2 separate regions of the Homo sapiens genome follow, and region 1 is linked to region 2. A link is an interaction called in ENCODE POLR2A ChIA-PET data of the cell type or tissue named here. Cell type or tissue: PC-3. All regions are shown on one strand. Each heading gives the region's core, and the rest is flanking DNA. Links, peaks and the distances in the headings are about the cores only. Region 1 holds the start of LOC105379105 (a long non-coding RNA gene). Region 2 overlaps PAM (peptidylglycine alpha-amidating monooxygenase).

Region 1 (11,182 bases), core at 4,409-6,908, 110 kb after region 2:
CTTTCCCTCTGCCCCTGATTACTGCTAATCTACTTTTGTCTATAAAAATTTGCCTATTATAGATATTTTATATAAGCGGAATCATACAATATCTTTTTATTTATTATTCACTTAGCATAATATCTCCAAGGCTCATCCATGTTGTATCATGTATCACAACTTCATTCCTTTCTATAGTTGCATAATCTTTCATTGTATGTATATGCTACATTTTGTTAATCCATTCGTCTATTGATGGATCCTTGAATTGTTTCCACCTTTTGGCTATTGTGAATAATGATGCAATAAATATTGGCATAAAAATATCTGTTTGAGTCCCTACTTTCAATTCCTTTGGATACATATCTAGGAGCGGAACTACAGGATCATATGGTAATTGTTTAACTTTTTGAGGAATTGGCAGTGTTTTCCATAGCTGTCACACCACTTTAAATTCCTATCAGTCATGAGAGTTTCCAATTTCTCCATATCCTGTAACAGCCCGATGGGTTCATCTTGCCCACTGCCTAGAAAAGCCAGTGTACTGAGGACAGTAGGTATTGGAGCAAAGAAAGAATTTAATTATCGTAGGGCCAACCAAATGGAAGAATATGAGATAATTCTCAAATCTGCCCCTGCTGAGAATTCAGAGGCTAGAGGGCTAGGGTTTTTTGGGGTTTTTTTTTTTTTTTTTGGTTTTTTTTTTTTTTTTGAGGTGAAGTCTCGCTCTGTTGCCCAAGCTGGTGTGCAGTGGCATGATCTTGACTCACTGCAACCTCCACCTCCTAGGTTCAAGCAATTCTTCTGCCTCAGCTTCCCGAGTAGCTGGGACTACAGATGGATGCCACCACGCCCAGCTAATTTTTGTATTTTTAGTAGAGATGGGGTTTCACAATATTGGCCAGGCTGGTCTTGAACTCCTGACCTCATGATCTGCCCGCCTCGGCCTCCCAAAGTGCTGAGATTACAGGGGTGAGCCACCGTGCCTGGCCGAGGCTAGGGTTTTTGAGGGTGCTTTGACAAGTAGGGGGCTGAGGAACTCAGATAATTGGTTGGGTGGGGAAGAAATCACAGGGTTATTGAGACAGGGCTGTCTTTGTGCAGCTGAGTCAGTTCTCAGGAGAGAGTCTCAGGACTAGGTGGTGTCTCTTGGTCTGCCAAAATGCTAAATCTGAAGAATACCTCAAAGACCAGTTAATTAAGTTTCACAATAGTGATGTTATCTATGTGAGTAGTTGGGGAAGTTACAAATCTTGCAACCTCTGGTTAAGTGACTCTGGGGCAGTAAGCAACTTATAGCAAAGCAAGCTAAGCAATGGCAGGTCATTGTTTATGCTTACTCTTTAGCAAAGTTCAAGCTCCTATCATAATTCTAACCTTGCCTCGTGAATGCAGCTTCAATCTCTGAACAAGGAAGGGAGTCATTTTTCCTTGCCTCAAAGTGTAACTACCAAACTAATTCCACTCATGGTTATCTTGGCCTCTGTGCTAGAATAAGCAAAAACCAATTTAACCTGTGAGGATAGAAGCAAAACAGAGTCATGCAGTTTTCTCTCATCACTTACAATTCTATAAAGGTGATTTCAATCCTAGGCAATACTTGTCATATTTCTTTTTTTTTTTTTTGTAGGATATGATAGCCATTCTAGTAGGTGTGAAGTGGTATCTCATAGTGGTTTTGACTTGCATTTCCCTGATGACTAATCATGTTGAACATCTTTTCATGTGATTATCAACCATTTGTACATCTTTTTTGGGGGGAATATCTAATAAAGGGCTTGAGTTATTTTTTGTGTATTGAGTCATAGTTCTTTATATATTCAGGATATTATACCTTTTTCACATTATATATTTTTAAAAAACATTACCCCTTTTGTAACTACCTCAAGTAAAATCAGGGATTTTCATTTGTTTTTTGTTTGAGACAGGGTCTCACTCTGTTGCCCAAGCTGGAATGCAGTGGCACGATCACAGCTCACTGCAGCCTCAGCCTCCTGGACTCAGGTGATTCTCTCGTCTCAGCCTCTAGGTAGCTGTGACCACAGTCTCATGCCACCATGCCCAGGTAATTTTTTGTCTTTTTCGTAGAGATAGGGTTTCGCCACATTGCTCAGGCTGGTCTCGAATTCCTGGGCTCAGGTAATCTGCCTGTCTTGGCCTCTCAAAGTGCCAAGATTACAGGAATGAGCCACTGTGCCTGGCCAAAATTTGTGATTTTTAACGTATTTGTGATCAGTACAGATTAACGGAAGACTGACTCTTAAGTTCTATTCTTAAAGCCTAGGCAGATTTGCCACTGATTTGCTTCAAGCTGTGAGCAAGTCACATAAACCATCCCTATGATTATTTTATTACTGTTTATTCATCACATAAAATTGAAAAATTAATAATATATGTATATATTTATAAGGATGAAATTCTAAATGGACATATAAAAAATGCAGGATAAAATACTGCCCAGAAACCCAGAGAGTGTAAGTTATATATTACTGTGCAATCAGAAAACATGATTTTGGAGGAAGGGAACCATTCCATTTAGTATTTTTCCCTCCACCACTATATGAAAGTGTTACTGAAGAAGTGAAGAGAATCCAGACTCCCTACTCTTTAGCCTTTTCCGCATTCTCCATTTCAACACCTGGGGCCTCTTCTCTCGGAACTAATAGAAGCTTAGAGGGGATGTAGGGGAGAAGTTGACATGTGATCTCCTCCAGCTACTAACCACGCCAAATAATTTGCTCTCCTCTGTCTGCTTCTGACAAATCCCTTCAAAGTTTAGACAATGAGGTGCTCAGATAAGGGAAATCCCTTGGGCCTAATATTCTTTAACTAACAAACAAAATGTGCTTGGGGAAACAAAGGAAGAAGCATTAATAGGGGTAGCAAGTAAGGGAAGGGGTGAGGAGGACACCGACAGATTAGAAGTAGAAGAATCATCTGGCCCAGGCCTCAAGCTCTGGTTAAGCTACCAATTTAAATACTTATTAATTTAATGGCACTTAACTAATCTTTCCCTGCTTAATATTAACAATGCATAAAGCTAACATTTCTCCCTCAATAATAAATGCATTTGTATAAAACAAAAGTTTGAAACTACTTTTTTTAATGCACATTTTGGTTTTTATTAATTATAATGATTAGAAACTCCAAAACTGGAAGTGACTCAGTCACTTTTAGACATTTGAGCAAAATATTCTGTTACAGCTTTCTGAGCAGTCAAAAATCAGCAGAATGGAATACTTACGCTTTTTACGGCTTAAGATAGGGATCCCAATAAATGTCTGTGCAAAAGTCTACAAGTAAAATTTTCAGATTAGATGTAGGTGAAGAAATGTATTCCTAAGAATTACTGGTCACTTTTTCATTATTCTACTAGAATATAAGTTCTAGGAGGGCAGAAATTTTTATTTGTAATTGATATAATCTCAGTGCCAGTATCTGGAACATAGTAGGCATTTAATGTGTATCTTCTTTGAATGTATAAATGAATTGCATAGTTTAAAAATGTAATATGTTTTCTTTTATAAATCTTAGTGAGTTACTCTTTTTAATGGTAATATAATAAGATTTTATACTTGAAATGGTAATCATATTTTAAAATAACTTTTTAAACAAGGAAATTATTCTCATTCAAAATAGAATCTTCATTTACTATAGTTCAGCATCTCCATTTCCTTCTATATAATGCTTTGAACAGTACCACAAGGTGTCATACAAAACCTCATAAAGACATTTCTAGATTTTTTTGGTCAAAATTTTGTTACATACTTACAGAAAAATTCCCTTAAATCCAGGCAAGAGGGATCCCATTCTGGACCCTTTTCTTGAAAACTAGGCTGTATCCTCCTGTAGCTCATGCCACTCCCTGCTGGGTAAGATCTCAGGGCCCTGAGATATACTCTTCTTCACCTGGAGAACCTCTTTCAGCTCCTTCCTGGTCTGTCTACAGAGGGTGGATGAACAATTGAGAAAGCTTATTCTAAAAGGCCTGGGCTGGTCAAGGGGCACCTCTACAGAAGCTGGGGTCACTTATCCTTGGGAAGGAACAGGATTGAGACAGAGACCAGTTCTCCCTAAGTTGCCATTCACTAGTGTGGGGCTCTAAGGAGTCCAAGAATCCTAGGAACCTTAGGTATATTTGCTGAGGTAGGAAAAGTTTCTTAGCTTGATTTAAACCTCCTAAATATTCAGGTATACAGTATGTGAACCTCCATTTTTACTCTTGACAGGGCACTGCAAACATAAACATTAGAGCTAAAGACTGTATGTATAAAAATCTCAGCTGGGCACAGTGGCTCACATCTGTAATCCCAGCACTTTGGGAGGCCAAGGCAGGCGGATCACCTGAGGTCAGGAGTCGGAGACCAGCCAGGCCAACATGGCGAAACCCTGTCTCTACTAAAAATACAAAAAAATTAGCTAGGTGTGGTGGCAGGCGCCTGTAATCCCAGCTGAGGCAAAAGAATTGCTTGAACCCAGAGGCAGAGGTTGCAGTGAGCCGAGAACACGCCATTGCACTCCAGCCTGGGTGACAAGAGTGAAACTCCATCTCAAAAAACAAAAAACGAGAACAACAACAACAACAAATCTCTGAGTGTTTTCTCTGCATATTTGTTAATGTAAAAATTGTATTTGGAATCTCTGCATTAGAATTCTGAAATTTCAGTAATAAAATCAGCGATTTCTTTGAATGGCATATATTGGCTATTTATCAGGGAATAAAAGTAAAACGAACTTTGATAATAAATTGCCTATAACAGAATTTGCAAAAAAAAAAAAGAAAAAAGAAAACGAAAAAGATGAGTGTGACAGCTATTAAAGCTATCAACTAATATTCTGCTTCTCCTTCCAGGAATATGGTAGGGCTGCACTTACCTACCTGTCTTTGGTATTAGGGTGGCTGTATGGCTAGTTAATTTTTTCCAATCTGTGGTTTAGACTCTAACAGCTTTATAAGCCATAATTCATCTACCATAAAGCTCACTTTTAAAAAGTTCATAAAAATATTCAGGAGTGACATAAATAAATATCATCAATGGTCTGGATGTAATGCTGTTAGGATAAATAGTAATTGAGATAACCATAAAGTAGTTTCTATGGCTGTTTTATTATTTCTCATATAAATTGCTGTTGAATCTAGAATTATTTTATTTCATAACTTCTCTTTCTGTATTTCCCAGCTTTGAGGTAAAACTGATTAATAAAAATTATAAATATTCAGAATGTACACTGTGATATTTTAATGTATGTATACATTGTGAAGTAATTATAATCAGGCTAATTAACATATCCATCACCTCACATAATTAACTTTTGTGTGGGTTGTGTGGTGGGAACACGTAAGATCTACTTTCTTATCAAATTTCAAATGTACAATAAAGTATTATTAACTATGGCCACCATGCTGTACATTAGCTCTCTAGAATTTATTCATTCTGACAGAAACTTTGTATTCTTTGACTAATACCTCCCCATTCCTCTCACTCCCAACCCCTGGGAACCACCATTCTACTCTCTGCTTCTGAGTTCAACATTTTTAGATTTTACATATAAGGCTGAAAAAAATATTCCTTTGTATGCATACATATCACATTTTCTTTATCCATACCTCCATTAGTGGACATTTAGGTTGATCCATATCATGGCTATTGTGAATAATGATGCAATGACCATGGAAGTGTAGATATCCCTTCAACATACCTATTTCAGTACCTTTGAAGGAAATTGTGGGTCATATGTTAGTTTTTTAATTTTTTGAGGAGCGTCCATAGGGTATTTTATAATGACTATACCATTGCGCCCTGCCACCAAAAATGTACATGGGTTCCCTTGTCTTTAAATCCTCACCAGAGATTGCTATCTTTTTGACAACAGCCATTCTAACAGGTGTAAAACTATACGTCATTTTGGTTTTAAACTGTATTTTTCTGATGATTAGCAATGTTGGAACATTTTTTCATGCATCTGTTGGCCATTTCTATGTCTTGTCTGAAAAAATGTATATTCAAGCCCTTTGCCCATTTTTAAATCTGGTTATTAGTTTTCTTGCCATTGAACAGAGTTCCTTAGAAATTTTGGATATTAACCCCTTAACAGATGCAAGATTTGCAAATATTTTCACCCATTCCATATTGTTTTCATTGCTGTGCAGAAGCTTTTAGTTTGATGCAATCTTTGTCTATTTTTGCTCTCGATGCCTGTGTTCATTTTGAGATAATGTACAAAAATAATTATCAAGACTATTGTTAAGAAGTATTTCCCCTGTTTTCTTCTAATTGTTTCACAGTTTCAGGCCCTAGATTTAAGGCTTTAATCCATTTTGAGCTGATTTCTGTATATGGTGTGAGGTATAGGTTCAGTTTCATTCTTTTGGATGTGGATATCCAGTTTTAATAGCACCATTTATGGAAGAAAGTGTGTTTTTCCCATTGTGTGTCCTTGCAAACTTTGTCAAAGATATACCATAAATGCATAGATTTCTTGGCTTTCTATTATGTTCCATTGATCTGTATGTTTCTTTTTATGCCAGTATTTTGAAGTCAAGTAGTATAATGCCTCCAGCTTTGTTCTTTTATTTTTTAATTTAATTTTTTTTTTACTTTAAGTTCTGGGATACATGTGCACAATGTGCAGGTCTGTCACATAGGTATACATCTGCCATGATGGTTTGCTGCACCTATCAACCCGTCACCTATGTTTTAAGCCCCATATGCATCAGCTATTTGTCCTGATGCTCTCCCTTCCCTCACCAGCCACCCTTCTGACAGGCCCTGGTGTGTGTTGTTCTCCTTGTGTCCATGTGTTCTCAGCGTTCAACTCCCACTTATGAGTGAGAACATGCAGTGTTTGGTTTTCTGTTCCTGTGTTAGTTTGCTGAGTATGATGGCTTCCAGCTTCATTCATGTCCCTGCAAAGGACATCATCTCATTCCTTTTTATGGCTGCATAGTATTTTAGATTTTACATATAAGGCTGAAAAAATATTCCTTTGTATGCATACATATCACAGAACCAGAAATACCATTTGACCCAGCAATCCCATTACTGGGTATATACCCAAAGGAATATAAATCATTCTATTATAAAGATAAATGCACACATATTGCAGCACTATTCAAAATAGCAAAGACATGGAACCAACCCAGATGCCCATCAGTGACAGACTGGATAAATAAAATGTGGTATATATACACCACGTTATCTCATTGTGGTTTTGATTTGCATTTCTCTAACAACCAGTGATGTTAAGCTTTTTTCACGTCTGTTGGCCACATCAATGTCTTCTTTTGAGAAGCATCTGCTCATATCCTTTGCCCACTTTTTGATGGGTTGTTTGTCTTTTTCTTGTAAATTTCTTTGAGTTCCTTGTAAATTTTGGATATTAGACCTTTGTTGGATGGGAAGATTGCCAAAATTTTCACCCATTCTGTAGGCTGCCTGTTTACTCTGATGATAGTTTCTTTTGCTGTGCAGAGGCGCTTTAGATTAATTAGATCCCATTTGTCAATTTTAGTTTTTGTTGTAACTGCTTTTGGCAATTTCATCGTAAAATCTTAGCCCATGCCTATGTCCTGAATGGTATTGCCTACGTTTTCTTCTAGGGTTTTTATGGTTTTGGGTTTCACATTTAAGTCTTAGATCCATCCTGAGTTAATTTTTGTATAAGGTGTAAGGAAGGGGTCCAGTTTCAGTTTTCTGCATATGGCCAGCCAGTTTTCTCAGCACCATTTACTAAATAGGGACTCTTTTCCCCATTGCTTGTTTTTGTCTGGTTTGTTGAAAATCAGATCGTTGTAGATGTGTGGCCTTATTTCTGAGGTCTCTATTCTGTTCCATTGGCCTACATGTCTGTGTTGGTACCAGTACCATGCTGTTTTGGTTACTGTAGCCTTTTAGTGTAGTTAGAAGTCAGGTAGTGTGATGCCTCCAGCTTTGTTCTTTCTGCTTAGGATTGTCTTGGCTATATGGGCTCTTTTTTGGTTCCATATAAATTTGAAAGTAGTTTTTTTTTTTCTAATTTTGTGAAGAATGTCAATGGTAGTTTGATGGGAATAGCACTGAATCTGTAAATTACTTTGGGCAGTATGGCCATTTTCACGATATTGATTCTTCCTGTCCATGAGGATGAAATGTTTTTCCATTTGTTTGTGTCCTCTCTTTTTGCTTTAGCAGTGGTTTGTAGTTCTCCTTGCAAAGGTCCTTCATGTCTGATATGGTTTGGCTCTGTGTCTCCAGCCAAATCTCATCTTGTAGCTCCCATAATTCACACATGCTGTGGGAGGGACCTGGTGGGAGATGATTGAATGATGGCTGTGAGTCTCTCCCATGCTGTTCTTGTGGTACTGAATGGGTCTCACAGGATCTGATGCGTTTTAAAATGGGAGTTGCCCTGCACAAGCTCTCTTTTTGCCTGCTGCCATCCATGTAAGATGTGACTTGCTCCTCCTTGCCTTCCACCAAGATTGTGAGGCCTCCCCAGCCACGTGGAACGGTAAATCCAGTAAACCTCTTTGTTTTGTAAATTGCCCAGTCTGGAGTATGTCTTTATCAGCAGCGTGAAAACAGACTAATGAAGTAAATTGGTACTAGTAGAGTAAGGCATTGCTGAAAAGATACCTGAAAATATGGAAGCAACATTGGAACTGGGTAACAGGCAGAGGTTGGAACAGTCTGGAGGGCTCAGAAGAAGACAGGAAAATGTGGGAAAGTTTGGAACTTCCTAAAGACTTCTGAATGGCTTTGACAAAAATGCTGATAGTGATATGAACAATAAGGTCCAGGCTGAGGTGGTCTCAGATGGAGATAAGGAACTTGTTGGGAACTGGAGCAAAGGTAACTCTTGTAATGTTTCATCAAAGAGACTGGTGGCATTTTGCCCCTGCCCAGGAGACTTGTGGAACTTGGAACTGGAGGCAGATGATTTAGGATCTGGCAGAAGAAATTTCTAAGCAGCAAAACATTCAAGAGGTGACTTGGGTGCTGTTAAAAGGATTCAGTTTTGAAAGTGAAACACAGCATAAAACTTTGGAAAATTTGCAGCCAGACAATGCAATAGAAAAGAAAATCCCATTTTCTGAGGCAAAATTCAAGCTGGCTGCAGAAATCTGCAAAAGTAATGAGGAGCTGAATGTTAATTCTGAAGACAATAGGGAAAATGTCTTCAGGGCATTTCAGAGGTCTTCACAGCAGCCCCTCCCATCACAGGCCCAGAGGCCTAGGGGGAAAAGATGGTTTTGTGGGCCAGGTCCAGGACCCCCCCTGCTCTGTGCAGCCTAGGGACTTGGTACACTGTGTTCTAGCTGCTCCAGCCATGGAAGAAAGGGGCCAGGGTACAGCTCAGGCTGTTGCTTCAGAGGGTGGAAGCCCCAATTCTTATCAGCTTCTACACAGTATTGAATCTGTAAGTGCACAGATGTCAAGAATTGAGGTTTGGGAACCTCTGCCTAGATTTCAGAAGATTTATGAAAATGCCTGGATGCCCAGGAAGAAGTTTGCTGCAGGGGTGGGGCCCTCATGGAGAACCTCTGCTACGGCAGTGCAGAAGGGAAATGTGGGGTCAGAGATGCCGTGCAGAGTCCTTACTGGGGGAGCACCTAGTGGAGCAGTGAGAAGAGGGCCACCATCCTCCAGACCCCAGACTGGTAGATCCATGGAGAGCTTGCACCGTGTGCCTGAAAAAGCCAAAGACATTCAATGCCAGCCTGTGAAAGCAACTGGGAGAGAGGCTATACCCTGCAAAGCCACAGGGGTGGAGGTGCCAAAGAATATGGGAACCTACCTATTGCATCAGTGTGACTTGGATGTGAGACATGGAGTCAAGAGATCATTTTGGAGCTTTAACTGCCCTGCTGGATATTGGACTTGCATGGGGCCTGTAGTCCCTTTGTTTTGGCCAATTTCTCCCATTTGGAGAGGCTGTATTTATCCAATGCCTCTACCCCCATTGTATCTAGCAAGTAACTAACTTGCTTTTCATATTACAGGCTCATAGGCAGAGGGACTTGCCTTGTCTCAGATGAAACTTTGGACTGTGGACATTTCGGTTAATGTCAAAATGAGCTGAGACTTTGGGTGACTGTTGGGAAGACATGATTGGTTTTGAAATGTGGAGATATGAGATATGAGAGGGAATAATATTGTCTGGTTCTGTGTCCCCACCCAAATGTCATCTTGTATCTCCCGTAATTCCCACGTGTTGTGGGAGGGACACAGTGGGAGATGATTGAATTATGGGGTGGGTCTCTCCCATGCTGTTCTCATGATAGTGAATGGGTCTCACGAGATCTGATGGTTTTAGAAATGGGAGATGTCCTGCATAAGCTCTCCTTTTGTCTGCTGCCATCCATGTAAGATGTGACTTGCTCCTCCTTGCCATCCGCCATGATTGTGAAACCTCCCCAGCCACATGAAACTGTTAAGTCCAATGAACCTCTTTAGTAAATTGCCCAGTCTTGGGTATGTCTTTACCAGCAGTGTGAAAAGACTAATACAACAACCCTTGTTAGCTGTATTCCTAGATATTTTATTCTTTTTGTAGCAACTGTGAATGGGAGTTCACTCATGATATGGCTCTCTGCTTGTGTATTGTTAATGTATAGAAATGCTTGTGAATTTTGCACACTGATTTTGTATCTGACACTTTGCTGAAATTGCTTATCAGCTGAAATGAGGGGGTTTTCTACATATAGGATCATCTTGTCTGCAGACGGAGACAATTTGACTTTCTCTCTTCCTATTTGAATACCGTTTCTGTCTTTCTCTTGCTTGACTGCTCTGGTCAGAAGTTCCAAAACTATGTTGAATAGGAGTGATGAGAGGGCATCCTTGTCTTGTGCCGGTCTTCAAAGCCCTGTGCCAGTCTTCAAAGGGAATATTCTGCTTTTGCCTGTTCAGTATGATATTGGCTGTGGGTTTGTCATAAATAGCTCTTATTATTTTGAGATATGTTCCATCAATACCTGATTTATAGAGTTTTTAACATGAAGGGATGTTGAATTTTCTCAAAGGCCTTTTCTGCATCTATTGAGATAATCTTGTGGTTTTTGTCATTGGTTCTGTTTATGTGATGGGTTACATTTACTGATGTGCGTATGTTGAACCGGCCTTGCATCCCAAGGATAAAACCAACTTGATCATGGTGGATAACCTTTTGATGTGCTGCTGGATACAGTTTGCCAGTATATTATCGAGGATTTTCACATGGA
Region 2 (11,182 bases), core at 3,852-6,351:
GTTAGTTTGATTTAATAGTACCACACTGTATCCATATATTAAAAAATCACATTGTACCTTATATTACAAAATTATTTTTTATTTCAATAGTTTTTGGGGAACAGGTGGTTTTTTGTTACATGGATAAGTTCTTTAGGGATTTCTGTGATTTTAGTGCACCTGTCACCCAAGCAATGTACACTGTACCCAATATGTAGTTTTTTTTATCCTTAACCCCCTCCCACTCTTCCCTCCTGAGTCCCCAAAGTCCATTTTATCATTCTTATGCCTTTGCCTCCGTGTGGCTTAGCTCATATTTATAAATGAGAACATATGATTAAGTGCTTACCATTATTTGTCAATCAAAAGTAATATTAATAATAAAAACTACTTTAAAAGTAGGTATATTTAATATGAGATATATTAATAAATATACTTAATGGTAAAATGTTTTACCCATATATTATATTTATTTTTAAATAGTAAATATGAATAATATAGCCTAAATAAAGTTGCACCAAAGTATTATATATACTGACAACATAGTACTACTAATTGTTCTATGAAGAAGCAATATTTTGTGCTTGACTGCATTACATATTTTATATTCAGGATGATACTTCTCTAAATTCGTTTCAAATGTTTAGTCAAGTTTAAATAAAAACAGAATTTAATTAAGTCAGCCAATTAAGCTCATTAAGTCAGCTAATCAGGCTAAAAGTTTATATGCTAAAATTTAATATTAATTATTGGGACTAGGTAGACAATATTTACCAATTTGGTCAGTTTTGTTGGTCATACCTTTCATTTGGAATGGGTCATTTCATTAAAATATGAATGTTCATGGATACCAACATAGCACTTTAATCTGCATTTTTAAATATATTACATGCAAAGATAAAGTTACATGATAAATAACTTCTTAATGTATACATTTAAAGGCACCACGAAACTTTTTAAGAAATGATTAACAGTTTTGTAAAATGACTTCTTTGAAGTTTTTATATTTCTTTCTAAAATTACTATTACCGATTTTGCCTATTTTCAAGCCTAACATTTGTTGAATATAAACGGGGTAGAGGTGAAGAATTCTTGAGCTAGTGGAGTGTTTGCGGTATAGACATGGAATACAATGATATTTGGAAGTTTTTAAGTCATACATTTCAGATTACTTGGTGCTTTATTAAATCTGTATTACATATCTTTCTAATATAATATATTTTAATAAAAGCTCTCATGGAACCTAGGTAAATAGATTAGACAGATGGATAAACAGATATGGATATAAATAAATATTTTCAGAAATCCCACAGATCAATTGAGTACAAAAATTTGATCTGACTCATTATTCAGTAGTATAATATACTAGGGCAAACATGCTATGTCATATGAAGTTGTAAACATTTATTAAGCAGGATTATTAATTCTTCCTTCATTCAACACATATTTATCAAGGGCTTCCAATTTTCAGGCTCACACATTATGTCAGACCTAAAGCTATTTATATTAAGTATGCCAGTATAAAACAGGAAGTTATCACATAAGCACTTTATTATTCAAGAAGATGAAATAAATGCACTACTGTAATTTTGGAATGTAAGTAATGCCAGCAGTCATCATTTTAAGGAATCACACTGGCATTGGAGAATGTTTAAAGGGCCATTCAGTGGACATAATCTCCCTTCCTACTTTCTCATGTTCATAAATCACTCAGATTAGCAGAGTTGAATTGCATATGTTGATCTCGGTGGAAATTAAGGGTACATGTGTCAAAATACTCCCTTAGGAATACAGAAAGCAATTTGTTTTAAAATGAGATTTTTTGTTTTTGAATGAAAGGTGAATGATTGTAAAATAAAATAAGCAAACTGTGATGCTGATACTAAGGATGATTTGACTCCTGACATTTTTAGCATATGATAGTTTCTCTGTCACATAGGAGCTCAGAGTTACCTTGACTACAAGTCTAATTATAGATGGAAAGGAATAAAGTATGACTCTTTTTGTTCAGCTCTTTTAATGAAATTTTCCTTGTGATAGCAAAGATTCCTAAATTATTTGATAAAATTCAATTTTGAATCATAGAATTGGTACCCCAAATGAACTGTATTGGTGAGCTGATTAATATGTCTCAGAAAATCACGTGTGTAAAGGCAAACACATTTATATGTGTATCAAATTAACACATAATGTATGTGTAATTGAATTAGTGTATTGTGTGTGTATGTATATGTGCATGTGTGTACACACATACATATATGTATACTCTTACACATATATGCATAATTTTTCTCAAAAGTTAATTCAGTACATGGTAAGATAATTCACTTTTGAGGAAATAACCTGCGACCTTAGCTTATGTTTTTATTTTTATTTTCTCAAATATGCTATTTAAAATAATAAAGTGTGATCATAAGTTGTAGAGGACAAAGAGTTACATTATTCAGAAAGTTACTGATTTTCCTTTATTTGCTATACTTAAGTACATGTGTTTTTCAAACATGTAACCTTGTACCTTGGTACACACTATTTCTAATATAGTAATTGCTGCCTTTGTCTCCAATATTAGTATATAATTATTCTAAACTTATGCCACCTTTTTATTTCATATTCTTCTCCATAATTACGATCTATAATTTTCTTTTGTTTTTTGTTACTTACTGCTTTTTGGTGATAATAATGAATTTAATTTAGTAAGAGTAAATTATTGTCCTGATTTAGCCGACATTGCACAATTTAATTCCTTGTTCTCAGATTAATTACCTTTCACTTGTTTGAAATGAAATTTTTACTTTTAGTACAATTTTTTTTCAAATGTATGTTAAAAACAAATCCTTCCAAATATACATGTAACACCAAAATTATCTTTGAGGAAATATATATTAACAAGATATTTTATATTAGTTATTTTGAAGCTTTGCAGTATTAGTTGCTTCTTAAATCTCTAATGGATTTTTCTGAAAGCTTGAACTATGTGTTTATCTGAATGGATGGACAGATGGACAGATAGAAGGATATAGATAGAATATACATAGATATTTACCTGTCTTTATACAGATAAGACATGTTATGAAACATTTCTAGCTACACATCTGTATGCATATCTATGTATATTCATTTGAATAGCTTTATATAGCTTTACTACATGCACACTACTCTATTGAAGAAATCCTTTTGATTGGTCATTCTTAAACAATACTAGCATTTTGTTTCTACCTACGTAAGAGCAAGTCTTACAGTACAGCTTTTCTTAAATTATGCCCTGGAACACACAGCAACACAAAGGAGCCCGGTCAGATTCATTTAGGGAATAGAACCTACTGTATCCACGCCCCCCACCCCACCATACAGTCATGAGCACATTGTGTATTAAAGGATCAGGCAGTACAACATTGTTTAACTTGTATAGCCCAACATTTTCATTTGTTCATATGGTAAGATTTTTGTTTGTTTGCTTTTTTTTTTCTTTTCTTTTCTTTTTTTTGAGACGGAGTCTCAGTCTGTCACCTAGGCTGGAGTGCAGTGGCGTGAGATCTCAGCTCACTGCAACCTCTGCCCCTGTGTTCAAGCAATTCTCCTGCCTCAGCCTCTTGAGTAGTTGGGATTACAGGCAGCTGCCACTGCGCCCAGCTAATTTTTGCATTTTTAGTAGAGACGAGGTTTCACCATCTTGGCCAGGCTGGTCTTGAACTCCTGACCTCATGATCCACCCACCTCAGCCTCCCAAAGTGCTGGGATTACAGGCGTGAGCCATCGTGCCCGGCAGGCCATATGGTAAGTTTTTCTCAACTCTTCTGTAAGCATTTCAAGGACCAAAGTTTTGTGGTAATAATTGTGGAAATACTACTCTAGTAGGAAGAGTAAAAAAAGTTCTAGAATTCCCTCTCTAAGTATTTTATAAAAACATATAATAGCTCACAGAATAAACAATTTCCATTTATGCAACAGAGAACACACTGGCCCAAGGGACCAACAATATTTAGACCAGCAGTGATAGTTACTTCATTGTGTGTAGCTTTTTAGTAAGGAAAAAAATCAGGATACTGGCTTCTTACATATGCTGTTGTGGGTGGGTATACCTTCTCCAGTGAAAACATGGGTATTGGCATTCCCAAAAAGAGAAAATATGGAAGGACCCATCCATTGATGAGTTGCAAGTTTCATGAATTATTATATGAATTTAAAATGTTTTTCCTTTCATTAATTTGAGATGCTTAAATGATTATTTTGCCTTTCCTCTCTGCAAGATGATTAAAGGTTTTTAAAGCTAGAGCCACATCTAAAATTCCTTTTTCCTTTTTGCTCAGTTGATCTACATATACCTCCTTTTTTTTAAAGCAGGAAAGAGAAGGATAATATGGCGGGAGGCTCCAGTTTATTATTTTTGCAACAGCCATTCCTTTTATAGCACATACTGACCAACTCCAAGGCTGTTAAAATGTAATTCTTAGGAATGGTGTTTTGACACCATGAAGACATGTGTAGTGAACAGATGTTTGTTTGGCTTTGCACTTCACTATTTGCTTATATTTCACGGGAGAGGCAATTACACTGACAGGTATCAGATTCAGAGAGTAAGAAGCCAAATGATTTCTAAAGCATAAACAGAGCTTCCCATGGCAGGGGCTTATTCCTGTGGTCTCTCAAGGGCTCTATATTTTCAAAGCTTAGAGAAATCAAATCCCTGTTTGAAAAATATTTTTATTTTTTTCCTTCCCTTGCTGATGTCATACTGTTGCTATGGAGAGAAAGTGAGTGCTGCATGACATTGCTGGAAAAATCAACACTGATGTATTTCTGTACAGCAAATAACCTACCTCATAGCTTTTTTTTATTAGTGTAGGCTTGCTAAAAATTGTCAATACTAATACTAAAATGGACATGTTCCTTTGCCCAAACAACTTTGCTATGTAAAAGTCTTGTGAAGGTGTACTTAAATGGTTCCTTCCTAATAATGCTAAAGAGAATGAAATATATAATAACCCATGTGAAGTAAGGAAGCAGAATACATATTTTGTAAACTATTAGATATTTTTTCTATCATTGGGAACTTTTTTCTTGGAAATATCCACTGTTTTAAAATCTATTTTTAACATTGAGTCATTCAACTGTACAGCACTACTTCCGTCACATCTCAACCCTTAAAAAAGATTAGTGCTGATTTCATTTTGAGTCATTCCTGAGGCATTCTTTTCAACCCTGCTATAAAAGCCTAGTTGCCAAGTCAGACATCAGGGATACACTTTGAATGTCTTAGTGGGGACACATGATTCTAGATTCATCTGGCTGTAAGGAAGGAGGCAGTTAACCAAAAACAAGGTCCAGGACTTTTGATGTTAAGAGGAAAAGCCATTTTTAAAGACTTATAATAAATAATATATGATAATTATATTGAAGGTTTCTGATTTTTACCATTGTTAAGGAAATAATAAAGATTTTCCACGAGAACAATAACTTTTCCCAGTCTATGAGTTTTAGCAAATAGGAGGGGACTAAAGAATAAAAAGATTCAAGAGAGAAAAGAAAGTACCATATTCCCTCATCTACTAAAATGCCATTTTCATCAGTGGTATTTAGTAGTGTTCATGGTGTGCCTGCAAACTGACACTCCATTGTTAAGTGGAAATATGCCTTTGACAATGTGCTTTTGATGTTGAAAACTGTGATGGGTTTTAATGAAAGCTATAAAATAAATGCACAATATTTCTACCTTTGAATCCATTGCTGGCAGATCTAAGGGCTTCATTTTTCTTGCATTAAGCATGTGTTTTATGTGAATAGTTGATTTGTTATATCTTTTTTTTGCCTGCAGTGGCACGTCTAGTGATGAAATGTGCAACTTATACATTATGTATTACATGGAAGCCAAGCATGCAGTTTCTTTCATGACCTGTACCCAGAATGTAGCTCCAGATATGTTCAGAACCATACCACCAGAGGCCAACATTCCAATTCCCGTGAAGTCTGATATGGTTATGATGCATGAACATCATAAAGGTAATAATTGATGTTTAATATAAAGTAATATATGATTTTGTATTTTATATTTTTGTATGTATCTTGTTTGATGATATTTAAAATCATCTTTATTCCCTTCTTCTACCAGTCACATGTACACACATATTTCTTATTTTCTCATTTTTCTCTTTCATATCCTATCTCCCCTCCCTGACATGTACCCATCAGAACAGTTAAAGAGGAAAATCTCAGCCAGGGATGAAACAGATTCATTTTGGGACCAATCCCATAAATGTAGACCTTTTTTCACTTAATTCATGTTTTCTCATTTCCTCATCTAACTCCTTCCCTAACCAGTAATGACTTACACAGTTTATGAATTTATGCACCATGTTCTAAAGATCACTACAGTTTGCCAGGGAAAATGGTTATCATCTCCAGCCATACTTTAAATTATCCATTTAATGGGCTTCTTCAGGCAAAGAACAATTATTGATTTGTGAAGCATTGCTAGTCTTGACTTTTTTTATCTAATTCTCAGAATTGTTATTTAACATATATATAGTTCCTCTGCAAAATGGTCATATTGACTGTCACTTTTTAACTTAAAATTGCAAAGTCTACTCCTTGTTTTATCGCATGAAGTATGCTGAGACTTGATTGAGTTTTGCAAGTTCAGTCTTAACACGCTAGAGCAGCTTCTTATTTCTTTCTAGTGGAAATTTTATGAGAGAAGTTAGCATAGCATTCTGGCCATTTATTAAGATTCTACTATATTTATAGAATATGCCTTAAAGTGTTCTTAAATGTTCTTAAAACAGTGCTAAATTTAATTTAAGAAAACAAATATGAGTCATTTTGTCAATGCATTTTGAAAATTCTGTATCATTTATATATTATTGAAAGGGTAGTTGACCTAGTTATTAAGTCAGATGTCTTGTAATTGGTAGGTTGTGCTGGGGGGTGGGGGGTGGGGAGCTTATGAATTAGAGCATTTCTGTCTTATAAATTCTTAATACGGTAATAAGCACAAGACCCTGAATAGTATTTTTATGTTGATGGACTATTTCCAATAAACTATTTTAAGTATGTAATACATACTGCAAATTTATGCTCAGCTTCTTTGATCCTTTACAGAAACAGAATATAAAGATAAGATTCCTTTACTACAGCAGCCAAAACGAGAAGAAGAAGAAGTGTTAGACCAGGGTATGTATGCTTATTTCTATAACTAGTCCTATAAAAGTATCAATTTCCAAGTAGGCAACCAAATTGTAAAGTTACTGAGATATTGTATGTCTCTCTGTATCTGCCTCAAACACTATGTATTGCTATTTTTATACAATGCATAATTCATGAGAAAATGGTCAATTATTGCACTTTAGCTTTGAAAGTAAAATTCATTCATATAATTTAGTGCTGTTTCATTTTCTGTCTTTGTTTTACTTCATTTAATATTATAATTTTTATGTATAGTACAAATAAGTGCAAGCATAATCATTAAAAACCATCAGGCTGCTTTTGAAATCTAATAACCTTAACCATTTAAATTATTGTATATTTTGTATGGTATGTTCATTAAGTAGATTTGAGATTCAAGAAAAAAAGAAATTAAGAATTAAATCCACATCTTACCTCTATAAGTCATTCTTCTCTGCCTTCATCAAGGTAGGAGCGATTATTGTCTTATACATCTATAGTTTTGTGTTAAGTTGCCATCTGCAGAGTTTAAAAAAAGCATCATTCTTCCCCTGTTCTGTTTATTGAAAGTGGTAATGTTTGATGCTTGTATGTCATATACTGCATGTGCTGGTACTAAAAAATTACTTCCCTGAATCTTGGCTTTTTGCCAGTTGTTTGGAAGGTAGTGCTTTGGGTTAGGCTTTGGAGTTTGTTATCCTAAAAAGTTGTTTTTGGCCTACGATACACGTTTTTAAACGTTAGTTTCATGTTAATGCAAACCCACTTCTACTGACAGCACAAATAGGAATAGAAAGGATTTTTCTATTAGCAACATGTAGAAGTTTCCTGTTTCTTATTGCTAGCTGCTATTGGAATTCTTCAAAATGTATTACATTAGGTCTAGTTCAAAAATATCACTCTTGTATGAATAGTTTTTACAAAATTAAACAATTGAGACTTTAGAAAGGGGAAAATGCATTCTGAAAGAAGCATAAAGTAAACTGTGATCCTGAGGTTTTTAAATTATACAGCGGATGTTTTATAATATCTCATTCTAACAAAGTGACCTTCAAAAAAATACAGCTTAGCTCAAAGCACTAAATGGCTGAGTAATTTAAAATAGCTAAATTTATCAATCCTGTTTATATATTTGTAAGTAAGCCAGTAATAGCAGCCTAAATATAGTGGTATTCAGAGTGTTTACTGTAACTTCTTATGAAGTTTGTTCAGACTTTCAATGAATTATTTTGACATTTCAAATGCTATTTGAAATGTATGTCTTTAAAATAATTTTGTCTTAGAATACATTTACAAATAACAACATATATGAAACAATACGGAATGAGATACCACCATTTAATAGATGCATCTTATAAAATGGTATGTTTCTATGGAAACTGCAGTTGGACTATGGTTTCCTTTTGAAGTTAGTCAAGTTGATCAAGGGAAACACTGACACTTCTAAAAGGTTAAAAACCCAGGGGTTTTGTTAGTGAAGCGGTATTAAAGGTTATATTTCATCTGTTCTTTCCAAATAGTAGGATGTAGGAGGTGTTATATACGCCTACAAACCAGATTCTTTAAAATACTTTCATACCTTGCCATTCATTTACCCTTTTGTGTTTTATAGCATATATATAATATTCAGAGGTGAACATTATCTATATACCCAAATATACAAATATACCCAAACTCTTACTGGTCCCCGAGAATAATTCTATGGACACATAAGAAATTATTTTCCTGCAGTTTCTATTTTCTTCTGTTTGTGAATAAAAATGCTGTAACTAAAGGTATTTAACTTGAGAATAAAAAAGCATTCTGATATTATCAATTTTCATATTGCAGAAAATAGGCTGTTACTCATATGTTGAAATTAGTGGGCCCATTAAAATGTCATCTCTAATGACGGTAAAGACAGTAGCCTAACCAAAAGCCATTTCAATGGCTAGCATAGTCTGTGTATGATCCTACCAGTCTATGGGGACCACCAGCCTAGAATTAAAAGAGAAATACAGAAATGTACCAAATGCACATTTGTACACATAGTTCATGTGATGCACTAATGAGATTAGTCTGTCTCCTTACAACACATAGGGCAAATCTCATTGCTGAAAGAGTATTTCATTCTTCTTAGAGATATTTGTTTGCACAAAGTGTCTATTTGTATGCATTCTTTGGAAAGTCAACTTGACCAAGTAGCTAATAAGGGGGCTTTAATTATTCAAATAAATTATGCCATGTATGTTAATTTTTAAAGTAAGCCCTCAAACTTCACTTATCACTTTATTTGGTGTTCTGGCCAAAACAATTTGTGTAGTATTTCTTTACATTGTACAATTATTTTAATACTTTTTAGCCCCAATAAGCAAAAGCCCACATTATTGTGGTTGTGCTAGCCACAAGCTAACAGACACCATCTATGTTGGTCCTACAGAAGATGTGAAACCCCTGTAGAAAACAGCACAATGTGGGGTAGGAAGAAAAGACTTGAACCATCGATGGATATGTACTCATGGACAAGCTCTATACCTGTTAGTGGGTACAGATAGTTCTGTAAGTGATGTAGATAGTTCCACCTGGTTAATACTATATATAGTGTATATGTGTGTATATATGCACATACACACATACATATATATATTAAATAAATGCTATTTAAATTGTACTATATATAGTATTATATATATATATTTACTTCCTATCTTAATACATTGGAAAACAGGTAGAAAGATATAAGTCAAGATATGTAATAAATGTTATGTTAGAAAGAAGAAATGACCTTTACTAAGATAGAAAAAAAAGAAGGAGGGGAGAGATAGAAATAATCATATTCCATAGACTAAAAGAAAGAAATGTAGCCATGCCACAAATAAACAGGAAGTGGGAGTTATCTCTAACATGGAGGAAAAAAATTCAAAGAAAGTTAGTGATCTTTAAAGAAAGCCAGTGATCATTAAAACACAGATTTATTTAGTACTCTGTTTCTCCAGGAGAAATATATTTTCTTTGAAATTTGTATCTCAAAAATTGCTAGCTATTGATGTTTTGCCAGAATATTAATCTTGATTAGAAATTAACTAGAAATTAACTAGATGTCTTGACATCTAAGTTGTGCAAATCCAGTCTGTGCTTTCTCACAAACACACTAACCTTTCACCATATCTTTGTCTACATCTGCTCTCTGTAGAACAAAATCTGGTGTAAAGCAAGTGTACCTCAGATTCTGTCTCAAAAGATGTAATTACAGAGACACCACAAAAGCATCATTATATGACAGTTTTACTTATCATGTTGTCCTGGATCATGCAACAATAGGAAACATTTTAATGAGGCTTTAATTGAGTCTGTAGGGATTTCTTTAAAAATAATGCTTATTTTGACTGATTTTTTAAAATAATATTCATTATAAAAGATAAGGAAATTATGTAAAGTATAAATATACAAATAGAAATCATCCGTAGTCCCCAGAAACATGAGTACATATATGTATGTGAAATATATATTATGCATATATTTACATATTCAATATATGCATATGTAAAGCACATTATTTTAATTATAATGTATACACAATTTCATAGCCCTTTTTAAAAAATATACCTTGAATATTTTCTCCAGTGGTAAAAATTATTGGCAAGAGTGATTTTTAATGGCTGCATAATACGTGCATATTCCTGCCTATATCAATTTGAAAATAACCCATTTGCATATAAGGGAGTTTATCTGCGAATGAGTTGATTATGTCTGCCTACAGGGAGAAAAACACAAATGGATATTTAAAACAAACTAAAATGTCACCGTCCTTCAAAGACATTGTGAGTGAAGAATTACCTATATATGTAATAAGTACAATAAACTATACAATAGACTCAATTAGGCAGTGATTCTGCATGGAGGAAATGAATCCTAGGAGACTATATAGAATGAGGAAGTTCACACTGATGTCTTCCAAAGCAGACACACACACACACACACACACACACACACACACACCTCACATATATTAAGGTTGGCACTTTTAGAAAACTAACACATTTTGTAAGTTCTCTTTATTTCTTAT

Evidence for each region. Peaks named below come from ENCODE experiments on the same cell type or tissue, not always from the same donor. Only the 100,000 strongest peaks of a DNase experiment are listed, where the experiment ranks them.
Region 1: POLR2A ChIA-PET joins it to region 2 with 7 read pairs; 2 of 35 experiments call an interaction of 5 or more read pairs at or near these places.

What each region holds. Positions count from the first base shown.
Region 1 is chr5:103,065,333-103,076,514 of GRCh38, forward strand. It overlaps LOC105379105 (a long non-coding RNA gene), which reads right to left and starts at 5,693. Exons shown (of 4, transcript XR_948633.2): 1 at 5,588-5,693; 2 at 3,752-3,922. In PC-3, for the core only: no CTCF peak of the experiment used is centred there; no DNase peak of the experiment used is centred there.
Region 2 is chr5:102,954,084-102,965,265 of GRCh38, forward strand. It overlaps PAM (peptidylglycine alpha-amidating monooxygenase), which reads left to right. Exons shown (of 26, transcript NM_001177306.2): 13 at 5,792-5,976; 14 at 7,075-7,146. Among named protein-coding and RNA genes, the nearest start is that of GIN1, 160 kb to the right of the region's middle. In PC-3, for the core only: no CTCF peak of the experiment used is centred there; a DNase peak (open chromatin) is centred at 5,178; H3K4me3 peaks cover 318 bases; H3K27ac peaks cover 2,103 bases.